2 separate regions of the Homo sapiens genome follow, and region 2 is linked to region 1. A link is a contact called in ENCODE Hi-C data. All regions are on one chromosome and are shown on one strand. Each heading gives the region's core, a stretch centred on a gene start or an enhancer-like site at or near the end of the contact. The rest is flanking DNA. Distances are from core to core; before and after follow the strand shown.

Region 1 (6,608 bases), core at 4,109-6,608:
GGACTTTTTAATGGGGAAATTTTGATATGCAGGATTACTTTACACTTGGGCAATATGGTATATGCTGAATTTCAATAAAATAAAATGGATTCAGAAAGCTAGCCTACTGACCACCTAACCAAGCAGAGCTCCAGTCCCTTCTATCAGAGGCATAAAAAGTTGGGAAGTTTTATCATATTTAGTGATTTGTTCCACCTCCATTTACTAATATTTTGGATCCTATAAGCTGAAATAAGTCAACAGCAGGTCAGGATTCTGTTCCGCTGGTCCCTCCTTAGGATATGTGGTGGCCCACTGCCCGAACCTGAAGCCAGCACATCACCTGCCTCTTAATACCCTGATAGGGGCCCACCCGCCCAGCTCACCTCATTTCCTACCACATCCAACCTGCACCCTCCGTTCCTGGTAAGCCATCTTAACGCCCCCAGTCAAGCCTGAGTCTTCCCTCAAAACAGCTCTCCCTCCTTGAATGGCTGCCCCAAACTCTATTTTTTACAGCCCACCCAGTTCCACGTTCTCCATGAAGTCATCCTGACCACCTCAGCCCACACAGATGGCTTTTCAACTCCCCAAAATCCTCGTGCAAAGCAGTTATAATTTAGCACTCTGTGACTGCCTATAGCATATTCTTCTTATTTTTTTCTTTTTTGAGATGGAGTCTTGCTCTGTCACCCAGGCTTGAGTGCAATGGTGCAATCTCGGCTCACTGCAACCTCCGCCTCCCAGGTTAAAGAGATTCACCTGCCTCAGTGTCCTGAGTAGCTGGTATTACAGGTGCACACCACCACGCCTAGCTAATTTTTGTATTTTTTTAGTAGAGATGAGGTTTCACCATGTTGGCTAGGCTGGTCTCAAACTCCTGACCTCCAGTGATCCGCCAGCCTCAGCCTCCCAAAGTGCTGGGATTACAGGAGTGAGCCACCGCACTCGGCCTTACAGCATATTCTTTTTTATCTCTCTAAGATAAAAGAATTTTGAGGGCAGGGATCAAGACTAATAATTCTCTTATATTCCCCTCAGAGTTCAAGTCACTTCATTGACAATGAACCATGCCAATGGTTCAATGACACCATGCCATTTAAAGTGGAGGACGCGTTTGCCTCTGTTCAAAGACAAACTCAAAGAAAAACAGTAGTATCTTTTGTAAACACCTGTTTTTGGCAAGGCTGCTACCTCTGAGACTATCAGTATTAACCTACTGGCCTGAATCAGAGTGTCTGCAATGGGATGATTCCAGATGGCACAATAAGGAAGGCAGGCACTAACAATACAACCATGTCTTGTTCTCTAGTGTCATGAAAGGCCCTCCCTGCATCTGCATTAACAAAACAGCTTAGCAAGGTAGAGACCTTCATAAAAATATCCAGAGCTGACCATTTCTCATTACCTCCACTACCGTCACTGTGAGCTAAGCCACCGTCACCTCTCTCCCAGGATACTGCAATAGCCTCCTAACTGGTTTCCCTGTATCCACCCTCACTCCCCACCATCTACTCTTGACAGTAACCTAAATGAGCCTGTTAAAATGCTAGTCAGACTGTGTCACTCCCCTGCTCAAAACTCTCTGATCATGGATCAGTCTAAGTCCTGGCAGGAAACAGATGGCACAAAGTGGGTGATTTGAGGAGAGTTTATAAAGGAACTATTTACAAAGATGTGGGCAGGTGTAGGGAAACCACAAGAGAAAATGCAGTATCTGGAGCTGGTAAATCAGGGGTACCTGAACTCCTCATAGACCTGAAGGTGTGAAGGATGGAGAGGGAGGGAGACAAAGAGCTCCGCAGAGAAGGCACATGACAGGAAATGTGACCTTAAGTCTAAGGAAACCCCACCCCACACAAGCCTGCAGGAGGGAAGAAATACAGTGGTCTCATTCTTCTCCTTCTCGGTCACCCCCAGCAATACTTCCCATGGCCCGCAGCCATAAAGCAAGGCAACCTGTCAGTGCAGGGCCCCCTCCTGGGGCACATCTACAGAGCAGGCTAGAAAAGGGCCAAGTGAATCTGGGGCAGTAAATGGCAGGTATACAGCCAAGTGGCTCTCCATCTCAGTCAGGGTATTTTAAAGTACTTCCAAAGGCCAATGAGACCCTACATGATCCGACCCATCTCCTACTCTCTGGTTTGCTAAGCCCCCTGCTCACCTGGCATTCTGCTGCCTTGGTCCTTTGTGCTTGCTGCTTTCTCTGCCCAGAATACTCTTGCACCAGATCCATGATGGCTTCCTCCCTCATCTGAGACTTCAGGTCTCAGATCACATGTGTTGTCACCAGAGGGTTCCCCTTAACACCTTATATGAAGACCTCCCCTGCTCCCACCCCACCCATTCCTGACACACCCTATCCCCTCTATCCCAAGGTGTTACTCTCCACAGCGTTTCTAATTAACATTTTATATTGAGATAGCTATAGATATTAACTCTTTTAATTGACTGCCTCATTGGCCTAGAAACAGTTTCATAAAGGCATCAACTTGGCCTCTTTTGTTTAACAACTTATGCCGAGTGTCTAGAACAGTGCCTGGCACGTAGAAGGCGCTCAAGTATTTGCTGAATGAATGAGAATCAACGAATGGAACAGACGACTCACAGCTAAGGACTCCTTCCACTATTTATAGGTTTAACTCCTATTACCAAATTATTGCTTAACAAATAAACCGAGTCTTCTGATAATCAGATAGGAAGCAGGTAACAAGCATTTATTTTTTGTTTGTTTTTTTTTTTAATTTGAAAAGCTTTCATCTTAAATAGACACAGGGTCTTGCTATGTTGCCCAGGCCAGTACCAAAATCAGTATAGTCGTTTTTTGTTTTAAGAGACAGGGTTTTACTCTGTTGCCCAGGCTAGAGTACCGTGGCTCGATCATGGCTCATCTGTGAACTTCTGAGCTCAAAAACAATTCACCCACCTCAGCTTCCCAAGTAGCTGGGACTACAGGTGCATGCCACCACGCTCAGCTACTTTTTTTTTTTTTTTTTTTTTTGGTAGAGACAGGGTCTTGCTATGTTGCCCAAGTTGGTCTCTTGGGCTCAGGTGATCTTCCCGCCTCGAACTCCCAAAGTGCTGGGATTACAGGTGTCAGCCATCAATTTGTTTTTACTGGCAATGGCACAAAATTGAGCTATCAGTAAATGGAAGCTTTAGTTAAAACTGAAAGAGTACTAGTATATCCTCTGTAAACAACTCCTCCTAACAAGGTTGTTACTTTTGATGAATGTATCATTAACCTACCAATGTGGTAGGTCTCTAAACCTCAGTCTTCTCATCCATAAAAAGTGAAAGGATTGAATGATACCACATATGGAGAGCATTTAGCACTGTGCTGAGACTCAATAAATGGTCACTAACATGATTATTAAAACAGTGAGGAAGGCCACAAAAATGAGATACAACATTATCATCCTACTACCTGAAACTGTTCATCCTAGACTCTAATAATGTGTGCTGGAATAACAACATGAAAAAGAAATATAAGATTCTTTACTGTCTGCCATACCGTTGGGTCTAGATTTGAAAGATACTCGCACCAGGAGCAGTGGCTCACGACTGTAATCCCAGCACTCTAGGAGGCCGAGGAGGGCAGATCACTGGAGGTCAGGAGTTCAAAACCAGCCTGGCCACATGGTGAAACCTGTCTCTACTAAAATACAAAAATTAGCCAGGCGTGGTGGTGGGCGCCTGTAGTCTCAGCTACTCTGGAGGCTGAGGCAGGCGAATGGCGTGAACCCGGGAGGCGGAGGGTGCAGTAAGCCAGTGCATCCCAGCCTGGCAACAGGGCGAGACCCCATCTCAAAAAAAAAAAAAAAAAAAAAGGCAATCCCATAGTCTAAGGTCAGATAATAAGTAAAACACTTGACCTGAATCAACTCAGCAATCCATCATTTAGGAATTCTGCAAAGATCCTGTAGGTTTTTCATCAATGGGAAATTTCTTTACAATCTTTTGCAGTCAGCCTTCCCTGGGACACACTGGTAGGCAAACCAACCTGGAGAATTAGCTAGATTCGAGAGGTGAGGATTTCCTTTGCTACCCTAAATTCCATGAAGTTTAAATCTCCAGTTAAAATATTTTCTCTGCTACTTTGTGAATAACCACGTATCAAGCCCTTGTTTCTGTTATAAATTTATAATTCTATTTAGTCATAACTGTACAATAAAACAATTATTGTTACTAATTTTGCCAAAGTACAGGCTTCCAACTTAAAGTAGGAAATACAAAACAGGTCTCTCCAAGGTAAAGCCTGGAGACTGATCTCACTAAGAGATCTTATTTCAGTAAGCAGCAGAATGTTCATTTATTAGTGTTAAGAATTATCCTAACCACTTCTCCTAGGGACAGATGGATAAACAGTTCCACATAGCAACCTTGGGAACAATTCCAATTAGGGAATAAGAAGAAAAACAAAACTATGGTTTTGGGCATATGAATATATACTCATTCGCCAAACACTTTTCAAAATGATAGGTTCGATCCTACTTCTAGGCCTTAGGGAATGATTAGTAGTCCAAAATCCATTCTTTCTATTAGATCACTTTCCAAACTGTTTTCCTGCCTGTCCCCCAACCAGGCTCCTGGTCAGGAGCTGTTTTATTTCCTTGTACTTCCATCGTTTAATATTGTGTCCGACACGTAGCTGGTGCTCAAATGGCTGAATGACTACCAAAATGCCCACCCACGAGGCGGGCCCCCAAACCTGGCACTGTAGGTCAAAAATTAAACAGATCGTGAAACGGCATGACAGCAGCCTGGCCCTGCTCTCTGCCTCCAGAAGCTGAGGGCAGGTTGGGAAAAGTGCACTATGCACCCCAGAACCTCCCGAAGTACTGGCAGAACAGAGTGGGCTGTCCGACCCGCACGGGCTGCCTCTGTCCTCCAGGCATAGAACACGATTCTTCTCGTTCTTTAGGGCAGAGGGGACTCGGCTACTGCCCTCTCCTCCAAGCCCAACCTTGAAACGACCCTTCCCCAAGCTGGCCGCGCAAACGCTCCACGACGAAGCCCAAGCCTGGGCGCCCGGAGCTTCCCAGAGGAAAGGCACCGCGGTGCGCTGTGGGAGTCGTAGTTCCCCGGTGAGTTCCGCACCCGGGCGGCCCTACGAACGGGACTCGCGCTCCCAGAACACATCGCGCGGGCGCCTCGCCCAGTCCTGCCACCTCACCTGTTCTATGGACGTGACTGTTTCCACCGAGTCGTCCTGCAACCGCTCTCGCGCGTGCTCGGGCCTCAGACTGTACAGCGGCTCTGACCAGACGGGGGAGGAAGATGGAGGGCAATAGTAGGTGAAAGAACTCGGAGAAGCCATGATCAGGAGAGCAGCAGACAGTGTGTAGGACTCTGCTTCGTTAAGCAACAACGCGCATTGAAACTCGAGCGGGCTAAAGCGCTACGGCGAGCGGATAGAGGCAAAAAGATTTTGAACGCGAATGTCTCCTCCCGCCTACCCGTCTTTCGAGTGAGTTACTGAGATGCTGCCGCCCCCCATTGGGCAGAGGAGCTGCTGCAAGAGCGTAGAGTCCTGAAGCGCAAGGGTGTCTACATCCGAATTTCATTTCAGCGAGATGGCGTAGGACGCCTCGGTTTGTTACGCAAATTGTTAAAGAACTGTAACATTCTGCTAATTCTCACTTAATTGTAATGCAATTGTTTGCAATTTCAGGTGCCCAAGAACCCAATGAATGTTAAGTTTGAAAGCATTTCTGACAGCTCTACTGATTTGCCTCAGTCAGGCAATTACTAAAAGAATTATTGTGCACCTTGGGGTACTTGACAGCCTCCCAGGAGAAGGCAGCAGCTGCTCAAACGTGCAAGGACGCCGTCTCAGTATCACTCAGTGATGGAGGGAGGGGGGTATTATGATTTTCTCCTGTCTCTTGGAGGTTACACTGCAGTAGCGAGAACTGAAATGCAGTACAAGGAACAAGGATAAGTGAAATAGACAGTCAGTCCGCAGATATTTATGGAACACCTGCTATGTGTCAGGCATTGTGCTAGGTTCTAGGAATACAAAAGTGAACAAAACGAAGTCCCTTCCCTTGGAAACCTTACATTCTAAGAAAATCGACAGAATTGAATGTATCCAACGCAATAAATATATGAAGACTTGTGATAAATGAGATGAAGGAAAATAACAGGGTCTATGAGAGAGACTAAAGGGGTAAGAAACTAATTGAATTGTATGGTCAGGCCAAGCCTCTCTAAATGACCTTTCATTTGAGATCCGAAGGATGACGAGGAGTCATCCAGAAGAACAGTATGGGAAAGAACTCCTGAAAAAGGAAGAAACAGCAGCTTTTAGAAGACATGTGCTGGGCACGGTGGCTCACGCCTGTAACCCCAGCACTTTGGGAGGCTGAGGCAGGAGGATCACTTGAGGAGTTAGAACATCCTGGGCAACATAGCAAGACCTCATCTCTATTAAATATCAAAAAAATTAGCCGGGCGTGGTGGCGCATGCCTGTAGTCCCAGCTGCTCGACAGGCTAAGGTGGGAGGATCTCTTGAGCCCAAGAAGTCGAGGCTGCAGTGAGCTATGATTGTGCCACTGCACTCCAGCCTGGGTGGCAGAGCGAGACCCTGTTTCAAAAAAAAAAAAAAAGCAAAACAAAAAAACAA
Region 2 (6,608 bases), core at 2,274-4,773, 2.8 Mb before region 1:
CACCCAGAATCCCCTAAAAAGAGCTTTTTCCAACAATGAGCAGCTTCCAAGCATTCCCCACCAAAAGAAGGCCCGAAGCTCCCCCAATTCACAGCGGGGTTCTTAGTGACGATCCCGAGTCTTAAGGGGGCGTGACCAGCACCCAAGAGAAAATCTCCGCTCCCCCAATATCGAAACCCACGAGCCTAGGGAAGGAGCAGGAAATAATGAGCGAACCCCACTTCCCCACAACGGCACCCCACATGAAACTTTCCAGTACCGGGTCTGCAGCATCCAACTTTCAAGTTTCCCCACCCTTTACACAGTTTCCCCGCGGAAAACGCCGCAAAGCAACAACCGAAGCACTGATTGAGTCGTCATTCTGGCTACTGTATCCAATCAGAGGCCGGCAGAGGCCCAGGTTGGCTCCGCGGCTTGCTGGGAATTGTAGTTAATACTATGATCAGCCTAACAGATCGAATCTGAAGCAGTTTCTCAATATAGTGATTATCAAAATCTGTTGCAGGACCATCACCAAAGAGAATGTGAAACAAGGGAACACCCTGTTTGGAAATTTTTCTTTTTTCTTTCTTTTTTTTTTTTTTTGAGACGGGGTCTCGCTCTGTCGCCCAGGCTGGAGTGCAGTGGCGCGATCTCGGCTCACTGCAAGCTCCGCCTCCTGGGTTCACGCCATTCTCCTGCCTCAACCTCCCTAGTAGCTGGGACTACAGGCTCCCACCACCACGCCCGGCTAATTTTTTTGTATTTTTAGTAGAGACGGGGTTTCACCGTGTTAGCCAGGATGGTCTCGATTTCCTGACCTCGTGATCCGCCCGCTTCGGCCTCCCAAAGCGCTGGGATTACAGGCGTGATCCACCGCTCTCGGCCCTGGAAATCTTTTTTTTCGTGTATCATCACTTTTCACAATGGCTTAAAGGGGCCAGACGCAGTGGCTCACGCCCGTAATTTCAGCACTTTGGGAGACCGAGGCGGGAGGATCACTTGAGCCTGGGAGTTCGAGACTAGCCTTGGCAACATAGTGAGACACCCTCCCCCACCCCTCCGCCTCTACAAAAAAATACAAAAAATAGGCTGGGCGCGGTGGCTCATGCCTGTAATCCCAGCACTTTTGAAACTGCCCGATGGGTTCACCTTACCAGCTGCCTAGACAGAACCGATTTATCAGGACAGGGGAATTGCAATGCAGAAAGAGTAATTCACGCAGAGCCAGCTGTGCGGAAGACTGAAGTTTTATTGTTACTTAAATCAGTTGTCCCGAGCATTTGCGGATCGGAGTTTTTACCAATAATTTGGCTGGTAGGGGCTTAGGAAGTGGGGAGTGCTGATTGGTCAGGTTGGAGATGGAATCATAAGGGGTCGAAGTGAGGTTTTCTTAATGTCTTCTGTTCCTGGGTGTGATGGCAAAACTGGTTGCGCCAAATTACTGGTCTGAGTGGTGTCAGCTGATCCATGGAGTGCAGGGTCTACAAAATATCTCAAGCACTGATCTTAGGGCTTGCAATAGTGATGTCACCCCCGGGAGCAATTTGGGGAGGTTCAGACTCTTGGAGCCAGAGGCTGCATGACCTCTAAACTGTAATTTCTAAACTTGTAGCTAATTTGTTAGTCCTGCAAAGGCAGACTGGTCCCCAGGCAAGAAGTGGGTCTTTTCGGAAAGGGCTGTTATCAATTTTGTTTCAGAGTCAAACCATGAACTGAATTCCTCCCCAAAGTTAGTTCAGCCTACGCCCAGGAATGAACAAGGACAGCTTAACGGTTAGAAGCAAGATAGAGTCGGTTAGGTCTGATTTCTTTCACTGTCATAATTTCCTCAGTTATAATTTTGCAAAGGCGGTTTCACTTCGGAATGCTGAGGCAGGCAGATCACTTGAGCTCAGGATTTCGAAACCAGCCTGGCCAACATGGCGAAACCCCGCCTCTACTAAACATACAAAAATTAGCCAGACATGGTGGCAGGCACCTGTGATCCCAGCTACTTGGGAGGCTGAGGTGAGAGGAGCCAGACATTGCCTCAAAAAAAAAAAAAACCTTAATGGGCCAGAAAGCCATGTTACTTTTCTCAGGAATCGAGGACAATCCACCAATCACAGAAGAGTTTTTGGAAGAAAACGTTTTGTTTGTTTTAACTTGCTCTTTTCACCACCCTTTGGTGATTAAATAGTTTGGGAAATGCTGAATGAAATTACTAAACCTGAAACACACATAGTGAGGAAAGCTGAGAGTCTGTGATTAAAGCACACCAGGGAAACCAAACAAAAGGCTTGGTGTAAGGCAGCTGTGGTGAGCAAACCTAGTAAGCCGTTACTTCAAGAGTTGGTTTCAGGCTGGGAACGGTGGCTCACGCCCGTAATCCCAGAACTTTGGGAGGCCGAGGTGGGCGGATTGCCTGAGGTCAGGAGTTCGAGACCAGCCTGGCCAACATGGTGAACCCCTGTCTCTATTAAAAATACAAAAATTAGCCGGGTGTGGTGGCGCGCGCCTGTAAATCCCAGCTACTCAGTGAGGCTGAGGCAGAAGAATCGCTTATCCCAGCTACACAGTGAGGCTGAGGCAGGAGAATCGCTTAAACCCGGGAGACGGAGGTTGCAGCGAGCCGAGATCGCGCCATTGCACTCCAGCCTGGGAGACAGAGCGAGACTCTGTCTCAAAACAAAAGACTTGGTTTCAGATTATTGTGTTTGCGAAAAAGCCTTTGCTCATTCTTTGCTCTCTGATCTCTTATGCATACTTCTGTCTTATAATTTAGCCCACCGTCTCCTAATTTTTGGCCTGCATCTCCCTTGAGAAGAAGGACCTCCATTTACTCAACTTAGAGAATAGGGCCTAAGCCCGGTGTAGTGGCGCGCGCCTCTAGTCCCAGCTACTACAGGAAGGCTGAGGCTTAAGGATTACTTGATCCAGGAAGTTCGAGGCTGCCATGAGCCGAGATCACACCACCGCACTCCAGCGACAGAGAGACTCTGTCTCTAAAAAAATAAAATAAAGCCTAGCACACCGTTCAATTAACAGTTGTAGGGTAAATGTGCAAATAAATGAATGGAGTGAAGCAGAAGAATATGGAAATTCAGACCGCAGAGTTCCGGAACAAAAGAGCCCAGTAGATAGAATAATAATGGAGGAGAACCCAGTTCTCCTAGCTCCGGGTATCCCCCGCGCCTGGCAAAACACCATCACTGGTTGGCGTTCAATAAATGTTGACTTCACATGTTAAGGAGATAAGAGAGTGGAAGAAAAAAAAAAATCCAGGGTCACAGTTCTTCCTGCCACCTGCTCGGCCGAATGCAGAACTGAAAGTATTGAGCGCCGGAGCTGTCACAATTGAGGGAGATGGTCCGCAGCCAGGTAGCTGATTTCCTCTTTCCGAGCTTTCTAGCTTTCCCTACTCCCGGAGAGGTGGCGTCACGTGACTCAAACAAATATGGCACTTAATTTTCATCTTCCCTGCCTTGAGCCAATAGGAGTGGGGCTTTCAGTCTTTGTCACCACCCCCACCACCGCTGTTCGGAGTGGGTTCTGTCACCTGACTCGGCTCAAACATGGCTGCGCTGAGAGCTCTATTGCTTTGGGCGCCGGGAGCAGGTGAGTGTAAGACACCCCTGAGAGGGAGGGGCCCCTCTCCACGACCCCCGCAGAGAGCGTCCCTGCGGCCCACCCCCACACTGCTTTCCACTTATGACACAGATTCGTCTCCTGGTCGTCAATCCTCTGCCTTAACAGAGGGCTCAAACTAGGGAGGTTCCTGCTGAATTTCTCATTCTTGAGGAGGCGACCACCTGGGGATTTGGAGTCAAGACTGGGCATAACGTTCAGTAGGGAATACGGACGTAGAGTTATGGGTCTGCGCCCGGAGCAAATATGACTATTAATATTATTAAATATAGGAATCCGCGTGAAGAGATGGGATCCACCCCTTGAAGAAAGTGTTTTCAAAAAGTAACGTGGGAAATTAAACTGAAAACGATACTTAGGCAAGCAAGTCCCGCCTTTCCCAGGCGGACCAGTAGTTGCTGCTTTGTCTTAATACAGTGCCTTCTGTTTCTTCTCACTGGCGTTGTGTTGTTTCTAGGAGGTACTCCGCGAATGAGAACATTGAGAATGTGTTCGGCATAACTCATTTCTTTGTATCTCCCTGCACTCTGTGCTGGGAAAATGAATCATCCATTTGGAAAAGAGGAAGCTGCTTCGCAGAAGCAGCTTTTTGGATTTTTCTGCGAATGCCTGCGGAGGGGAGAATGGGAGCTGGCACAGGCATGTGTACCTCAGCTACAGGAGGGACAAGGGGATATCCCAAAGAGGGTAGAAGACATACTTCAGGCATTGGTGGTGTGTCCAAATCTGCTGAGGTAAGGGATCTCTTTTCCTACCAGACGGTCCCAGGGTGAGAGACATGTGGTTCAATATTTGGGCATTGGTCAATGTGCCCCCACTCAACTACCCTCTGAAGAATAAGCAGAGGCACAGTGTATTTCACGTGCTCTGAAATTTTACCTCTATAGTATACATCCATTACTTAGTCAATATTGGCTTTTGATTATCATCTGCAACTGAATGTAAGCCTGGCTGCCAAAGTGTGCCTGAAACTGCCATTTCTTGTTTATCCTCGTTAATATAGATGGTGGAACTGCATTGAAAACTATTTTCTTTGCCTCCAAAAAAGCAAACCCTGCTCTCTTCTTGCTTATGAGATTGAAAATATTGTTGTCGCTTTACTTAAAACTTTTTATTTCGAAATAATTGCAGTCTCACAAGAAGCTGCAAAAATAATGGAGTCCAGCGTATCCTTTTCCCAGTCTGCCCCAATTGCGACGTCTCATACAGCTGTAGTACAATATCAAAACCATGAAATTGACATTGGCACATTACTTTAAATGACACTACAGAGTTTATTTGGTTTTCAGCATTTTCTTAATCTGCCTTCATTTTTTCATTTGTAGTTTTATGCAGTTTTATCCATATATAGATTCATGTAATCCCACTGTAATAAGGATCAGAACTGTTCCATTACCACAAAAGAATTCCCTCACTCCTTGGTGCTACCTCTTTGTATTTATACAACAACCCCTCCTTGTTCCCTGGCAACCACAGTTCTCCATCCTTGATTTTCAATGAAGTTCCTCCTGGTGATGCTAGTAACCACTGGTGATGTAGGAGTCAAATGTACCGTTTTAAGTCTTTCCTTGGGTTTTCCTTCCTTTGACTGTTATGCTATACTGTTTACATATTGTATTAGCACATATACGATGGAGAAACTTAAGTGATCCCTTCCTTTTCTTTTTCTCCTTTAATTTGAGATCTAGCCAGTTACCGTCTAAATTCCTAACTTCAAAGAAAGGCTTATGAATTCCTAAAGTCCTGTTTTTAGCATATAGTTAAAAATAAATTTGTATGAAGTTCCTTTTTTAAGACTGTCTGATTCACTTTCTGTATTAAAAATATGCTTCAGATAGTATTAGCTATTATGGTTTTCTCGAATATTATTTTATTTTAAACTAAGATAAGGAGGTGGAGGTGAGATTAAGGCTTTTTATGAAAGCTGCTAGCTCTGTTCTGGTTCTGATTTGTTTGTTTGTTTGTTTGTTTGTTTGTTTGTTTTGGAGACAGAGTCTTGCTCTGTCACCCAGGCTGGAGTGCAGTGGCATGATCTAGGCTCACTGCAACCTCCGCCTCCCAGGTTCAAGCGATTCTCCTGCCTCAGCCTCCCGAGTAGCTGGGACTACAGGCGCCTGCCACCGCACTTGGCTAATTTTTGTATTTTTAGTAGAGATGGGGTTTCATTATGTTGGCCAGGTTGGTCTCGAACTCGTGACCACAGGTGATCCACCCACCTCAGCCTCCCAAAGTGCTGAGATTACCGGTGTGAGCCACCTTGCCTGGCCTGGTTCCAATGTTTTACTGAACTGTCATATACATTTAAAAATATCTCATTAGGGCAGTGTCTTGCCTGTTCAGGTTTAAAACAGAATAAGCAATGAAATCTGTCTTGGATGACAAAAGATGAAAGATCAGTAGAAACTCTTTTTTACAAGTCTTTCTTTTTACCTTTTTCAGATGTGGGCAGGACATCAACCCTCAAAGAGTAGCCTGGGTCTGGCTTCTTGTACTGGAGAAATGGTTGGCCCGGGAAAAGGTAAGTAGGTTTATATTAAATTTTCCTCCGAGGCCAGGACTGAGAAGAACTTGAAAGTAGTTGTGGGATTTCCCTTCTGTCTGTTACTTCCTTTATCATTAAATTCATCATACTCATTCTCAAAGAATGGCTTAAATTTTTATTGCTGTCTCCTTACCTAAATTCATTCATTAATGCACTAATATACATTGGCATATATTACTGTTTGTTAAATACCACCATGAGTCTTGTGCCTAAAGAGAACTTTTGGAAACTCAGTGAAGGTAACAAAATAGCAAATAAAATATGAATCTGTAACATTTGGATCTATTCAACATTTAAGTAATAGAGAATGGGCTGAGCTGAAACTTGGTTTTTCTTCCAAAAATCATATTTTAACTAGCCTAATTCCATGACATCTCATAGATTCAAATTCCATTAATTCATAGTTTAATAATTCACATGAATTGAACAGAAAATTACCAGATATAAAAACAAGTAA

The links. A loop is a pair of places that touch in the nucleus more often than their neighbours do. Pooled maps may share reads with other maps.
Region 2: a map of B cell shows a loop between it and region 1 (12-fold over the local background). The contact joins the promoter of ZFYVE26 here to the promoter of FNTB in region 1. A Hi-C loop is called at or near these places in 2 of 168 maps with a recorded cell type or tissue (B cell and CD8-positive, alpha-beta T cell) and 5 of 50 pooled maps.

What each region holds. Positions count from the first base shown.
Region 1 is chr14:64,985,645-64,992,252 of GRCh38, reverse strand. FNTB (farnesyltransferase, CAAX box, subunit beta) reads right to left here and starts at 5,358. Exons shown (of 12, transcript NM_002028.4): 1 at 5,156-5,358. The coding sequence starts at 5,299. The region is part of intron 3 of CHURC1-FNTB (CHURC1-FNTB readthrough); the gene reads right to left. It overlaps LOC107984655 (a long non-coding RNA gene), which reads left to right and starts at 5,140. Exons shown (of 2, transcript XR_001750792.2): 1 at 5,140-5,573; 2 at 5,654-6,608. RefSeq lists an enhancer at 1,606-1,725.
Region 2 is chr14:67,813,505-67,820,112 of GRCh38, reverse strand. It overlaps ZFYVE26 (zinc finger FYVE-type containing 26), which reads left to right and starts at 3,523. Exons shown (of 42, transcript NM_015346.4): 1 at 3,523-3,579; 2 at 4,067-4,343; 3 at 6,049-6,127. The coding sequence starts at 4,150. RAD51B (RAD51 paralog B) reads right to left here and starts at 334. Exons shown (of 11, transcript NM_133510.4): 1 at 260-334. RefSeq lists enhancers at 207-501, 2,992-3,091, 3,142-3,311.